2 separate regions of the Homo sapiens genome follow, and region 1 is linked to region 2. Evidence: read pairs that join two places in POLR2A ChIA-PET (ENCODE). Cell type or tissue: GM12878. All regions are shown on one strand. Each heading gives the region's core, and the rest is flanking DNA. Links, peaks and the distances in the headings are about the cores only. Region 1 has its middle 36 kb from the start of MAP3K14. Region 2 holds the start of MEOX1 (mesenchyme homeobox 1).

Region 1 (2,912 bases), core at 194-2,693, 1.7 Mb after region 2:
CATGTGAAAAGATGCTCACTATTATTAGCCATCAAGGAAATGTAAATTAAAACCATAATGAAATATCATTTCACACCTACTAGGATGGCTGAGATTAAAAAGACCAAAACAGGCAATAACAATTGTTGGCAAGGATGTGGGGGAGAAAACATGATGATAGGAATATAGAACAGTGCAACTGCTTTGGGAAACAGACTGGCAGCTCCTCAAAAGGTTAAGCACAGAGTTGTATGATCCAGCAATTCCGCTCCAAGTTAGGTACCTACCCAAGATAACTACAAATATACAGACACAAGAACGCTTGCATGTGAATGTTCATAGCAGTATTATTCATAATAGCCAAAGAAGGTGGAAACAACCCAAATGCCCATCAACTGATGAATGGATGAATAACATGTGATATATCTATACAAGGCTATTATTTTAGTCTTGCAAAGGAATGAAGTTTTGATGCATGCTATGACCTGGGTTAACCTTGAAAACAGCATGCTGAGTGAAAGAAGTCAGGCACAAAAGGCCATGTACTGTATAATCCCATTTATTTGAAATGTTCAGAAGGAGTAAAAATCCATAGAGATGTAAAGTAGATTAATGATTGCTTAGGATTAAAATGAGGGTTGGGGAAGTGGGGGATGACTGCTAACCGGTATGGGGTTTCATTTTCAGGTGATAAAAATGTTCTAAAACTGATTGTAGCAATGGTTGCCCAACTCTGTGAATATACTAAAAATCATTAAATTGTACACCTTATTATTTTATTTTTGATTTAATTTTAATTTTTTGTGGGGGAGATCTTGTTTTATTGCCCAAGTTGGAGTGCAGTGGGGTGATCATGACTCACTGCAGCTTCAACCTCCTAGGCTCAAGCAATTCTCCCACCTCAGTCTCCCAAGTAGCTGGGACTACAGGCATGTGCCACCACACCAGGCTAATGTTTTAAATGGTTTTTTTTTTTGAGATAGAGTCTCGCTCTGTCGCCCAGCCTGGAGTGCAGTGGCACAATCTCGGCTCACTGCAACCTCCGCCTCCTGGGTTCAAGCGATTCTCCTGCCTCACCTTCCCGAGTAGCTGGGACTACAGGTGCCCCCCACCACGCCCAGCTCATTTTTGTATTTTTAGTAGAGATGGGGTTTCACCATATTGGCCAGGCTGGTCTTGAACTCCTGAGCTCAAGTGATCCACCCACCTCGGCCTCCCAAAGTGCTGGGATTACAGGCATGAGCCACCATGCCCAGCCGAATTGTACACTGTAGATGGGTGAATTGTATGGTATGTGAATTATAATCTCAATAAAACTGTAAGAAAAGAAACCTAGGGATGGAACTCCAGTTGCACCCCCTGACCAATAAGGCTCATCAGCCTCCTCACACCCAGGAGGAGACCAAGCATGACTCATTACCTCCACCTCTCGCTTCCTCTTCCCTCCTCAGTGTGTTTCCCCTTGGCTTCCCCATCCCACACGTGACCACACTTATCCACAGAACAAAGGAATCCTGGCCACTAACCTTAGGCTGGTGCTCAGCGTGGGTCCTCCATCTTCTAGGGTGATGCGTCTGGCTAATTTTCAAGATCTCATTCACCCCAACAAGCATTTACTTAGAACCTATGTTCTTAAAAGCACTTGAAGCAAATAAGTACAGCCATTGCCCTCAATTGCTTTCAGCCTAGTAGGAGCGATAAGATCTATCACTGAAGATTCAGTTGACCAGTTGACGTAAGAGCAAACCCCAAATAGCAATGGCTTAAATGAGATAGAACTTATTTCACTTACACAAAATAGAAGCCTGGAAGTAGGTAGTCCTGGGCTGGTTCTGTATTTCCTTGGCATCACTGGGTATTCAGGCTCTTTATGTCTCTCTGTGTCGTCCTAGCATGTGATTTTCCTGGGCCGAGATGGCTGTTGAAGTGGGTTGAAGAATGAATGGGGGCTGGGCATGGTGGCTCACGCCTGTAATCCCAGCACTTTGGGAGACCAAGGTGGGCAGATCACGAGGTCAGGAGTTTGACACCAGCCTGGCCAACATGGTGAAACCCCATCTCTACTAAAAACAAACAAACAAACAAACAAACAAAAATTTAGCCAGGGGTGGTGGCGCGCACCTGTAGTCCCAGCTACTCAGGAGGCTGAGGCAGGAGAACTGCTTGAACCTGGGAGGCAGAGGTTGCAGTGAACTGAGATCATGCCACTGCACTGCAGCCTGGGAGACAGAGTAATAAATAAATAAATAAATAATGATAATAATGAATGGAAATTGAGGCAGAGGGAGCAAAGCAATGGCACAGTAGTTGCATGTGCACATGCGTCAGGAGAGGAATTTTAAAAGATGGAAGATAGTAGAGGCAAATGAAATCTTTTTTTTTTTTTTTTTTGACGGGGTTTCACTCTATCACCCAGGCTGGAGTGCAGTGGTGCAATCTCAGCTCACTGAAACCTCCGCCTCCCAGGCTCAAGCAATTCTCCTGCCTCAGCTTCCCAGGTAACTGGGATTACAGGCGTGCTTCACCACGCCCGGCTCATTTTTATTTATTTTTTATTTTTTTGTATTTTTTAGTAGAGACAAGGTTTCACCATGTTGGCCAAGCTGGTCTGGAACTCCTGAGCTGAAATAATCCACCCGCCTCGGCCTCCCAAAGTGCTGGGATTACAGGCATGATCCACCACGCCCAGCTGAAAGGATCTAATTCAGAGACAGAGGCTGGTGATGGCAGAGGAGGGAGAATGTCTTACGAGTCCAATCAGTTATTAAGGAGGTGAGAGGAGACAGCGTCTACTGCACTTGTGGAGCAAATGGCCTTGGAGAGGAGCAGGGATACGCTTCCAATTGTCACAAGGAGGAGAGCATGGCACTGATGGAGAGGTGGGAAGGAAAGGACATTCCTGAGGAGGGACAGGTTCTGTTTTTTAAATAAAG
Region 2 (2,912 bases), core at 172-2,671:
CCTCCAGCCTCTGGGACTCCAGCACGGACTCCCTTGGCTGCCTGCCTCCCTGACTCTCTCAGAGGCTGCCCATCCCTTGCAGCTCCTTGCGGGGCTGCCTTCCTGGGGGGTCAGCCAGATCTCAGCATGCTGAGTTGTCTGTCCCCTTGGCCTGGACATGGCCCAGCTCCGCAGGGTGATATCTGGTGGGCAGTCTGCCCCAAACCTCAGCCCTCCATCTCCCCCTCACCCCTTGATTCTCCCATCCCAGCCGCAGGCCTGCTTCTCTGCCTCTAGGCTCCTGGACACATAGGGTCTTGGCTTTGGGTGGCCACCCAGGGTCCCAGCTTCAGTCTTAGCTCTCAGAGCCTTAACCTCAGCTGAACTTCCCTGGTAAGCGAGCCCTGTGGCTCTAGGACCACTTGGGGCTGGCCAAAGCATGGTGGGGAGGAGGATGACTCAATGGCAGCCTGATTCAGGAAAGCCCCTCACCAGCCCTCGCCAGTCTGCACCCAGAGGATCCATTTCACGTGTCCTCCAAATCCTGGCTGATCCTGTTTCATTCTCTTGCTGGACACCCTTTCTGGGGCCCAGGAGTGCTGGGACACAGACATGGTCCCCATCACCAGAGAATCCTAGAACTCTCAGTGGAAGAAACCCCAAAGGTAACTGGTCCAGTCTCCTGCATTTGGATGGACTAGACAGAAATTCATGCTCAGAGCACCTAGGCACAGAGAGGGTGAGTAACTTCCCCAGGGTCACACAGTAAAGGAATGATCAGCTGCTCCTGAGCCACCTACCTGAACTCTCCTTTCTCCGCCTGGATGATTTCTTCTCTGTCTCATTGGCAGTGCTCCCAAGCACCCCGTAGTCATCGCCTGGGCCTCCTGTGGTGTCCACCAGGCCCAGGCTGCTGGTCCCCATTTCCTTGGAACCCCCTGCCGGGCCTGAGTTGGGCCTGCGCCGGGCGTCTGAGACAGGGAAGTGCCAGTTGGGGGACTGTGGGAAAGCGGGGTGCTGCTCAGTGAAGATGTGCTCCTCCTGGGGCAGGCTGTGTGGGGTGGCTGCCAGGCAGGAGGCTGAGAAGTCAGGGTACGCTGCCGTCGCTGTCGCCAGGAAGTCTGGTTTCTGGTGGAAGGAGAACGGGGTGGGCGGGTAGTGGGGTAGCCCTGAGGCCCCATTGCCTTCCGAGTGGGGGTTTCGAAGGCAGCCCCAGACAGGGGCTGGGGGCTGGAGGCTCCTCATGCAGCTGCTGGCCGCGGGATCCATCTGCTGTCCGCTGCACGCCTCGGTCCTTTCAAAGATTTGATTCTTTATACTTTTTATGTTCAAATTTTTAAAAATGCAAAAGAAAAAAAACTAAATAGGAGGGAAAAATGTTCAACAGAAAATTTACCCCAGGAACCAAAAAAAAAAAAAAACCCAAAACTAAAGTCTCTCCTTAAAGTACACACACATGTGGCCAGCTACTCCTATGTGTGTGCACACACCTATGTCGGGCTTGCTCCTGCCCCTCCAATGCACCAGCCTACCTACTGGGATCCCCTGTATGTGTATTTGTCGCCAATGACACTAAACATTTTCACTGTCCCAACCCAGACGCACCAGCTGACGAGGAGTTCGTCCTGGAGCCCAGAGCAAATGCCTGCAGAGGGCTGGACCAGGGCTGCTGGGACACACTTTTAAATCCTGCGGTGGGGAGAGAGTGACAAATTTCTGAAGTGAAATGTGAGAGAGGAGAGGGAGGGGTTAACCCACACACACAAGATCCCCTCCAACCAAAACCCTAGCAGGCAACTATTAATCATCAGAAACCTTATATGCACATCTAATGGGATTTGCAGATGGAGACTTTTAAAGAAACATTGTCTGTATTTTTTTTTTAAGGAAAGAGAGCAGCACACACACACATACACACACACCGTCTTTAATGTGCCTCCTGTAACACTATGAAGTTATTTTTATTGCACTGTTAACAAAATTCCCCAAGTCTTGGATTTAGAAAAAGCCTTAAGTCAGATCCAGAATCCATCAAATGCCAAATTCCAGGGAGTGAAGTGAGGAATAAGAGCAAGAGACAAGCTTGGTGATTGCATTTGATTTAAAGGCCCTTCTACTGCTGCCTGCGAAAAAGGAAGGTGGATTAAAAGAAATCTTTTTTGCAAGTCTCAGCGGCCCACTGTGGTCTGCAGTACAAAGAAAGGCACACTCTAGAAAAAAAGAATTTCTCTCTGCCCAGAGTGACATTCTCACTTTCTCAGTAACTTAAAAAAACAATCAGATTCTTCCTTCCGCTCTTTAACCTCCAACATACATGCCAATTAGCCACACTCTTCTCTAGAGAGGTTTCAAGTCATTTTTCTTCACAGCAATGGCAAGGCTCTTAAATAAGGTCCTTGAAGTTTCTTCGGGTCTCCTCCCACCTGCTCCCTGCCCCCTTCACCTCCACCCACCTGCTTCCCTTTCTCATCCCCCAGAGGCGGAGGCTTCCGAGGAATTTGGGGTAGGGAAATAGGAATCAGGGGCTCCTCATTCCCCAAAGGAGCCTCTTTGGCAAGCAGGCACGTGGGTCTCCGGGCTGGTGCACATCACAGGGCAGCCAGCCCAAGTGCCATCTTGATGCCCAGTCTTCCTCATGGCTGCGCCCTGCTGGTCTCTCAGAGGGTTAATGCAATTTCTTGGAGGACGACATTCCTAACACCCAGGGGCCAGAACTCCTTCCCCACTGGTTATTCCCATGGCCCAGAGCAGCAGGATGGGGGCAGAAACAGGCATGGACCTTAACAGCAGCGTCTCTGCTGGCTGCTTCCAAAGACGGCGAGGGTTCCCTGAGGAGGGGCCCCTAGGTCTTAGCTCTGCAGCCTGGAGGTGGGGCCCTGGGGGGTGGGTGCAGGAGATGCTCCTAGGAGGAGCCGAAGGGCACCCAGGGATGT

The links. Peaks named below come from ENCODE experiments on the same cell type or tissue, not always from the same donor. Only the 100,000 strongest peaks of a DNase experiment are listed, where the experiment ranks them.
Region 1: POLR2A ChIA-PET joins it to region 2 with 11 read pairs; 1 of 35 experiments calls an interaction of 5 or more read pairs at or near these places.

What each region holds. Positions count from the first base shown.
Region 1 is chr17:45,351,796-45,354,707 of GRCh38, forward strand. No RefSeq gene overlaps it. Among named protein-coding and RNA genes, the nearest start is that of MAP3K14, 36 kb to the left of the region's middle. In GM12878, for the core only: no CTCF peak of the experiment used is centred there; a DNase peak (open chromatin) is centred at 1,446.
Region 2 is chr17:43,660,287-43,663,198 of GRCh38, forward strand. MEOX1 (mesenchyme homeobox 1) reads right to left here and starts at 1,636. Exons shown (of 3, transcript NM_004527.4): 1 at 780-1,636. The coding sequence starts at 1,248. RefSeq lists an enhancer at 389-930. In GM12878, for the core only: no CTCF peak of the experiment used is centred there; DNase peaks (open chromatin) are centred at 1,645 and 2,245; H3K4me3 peaks cover 1,870 bases; H3K27ac peaks cover 2,191 bases.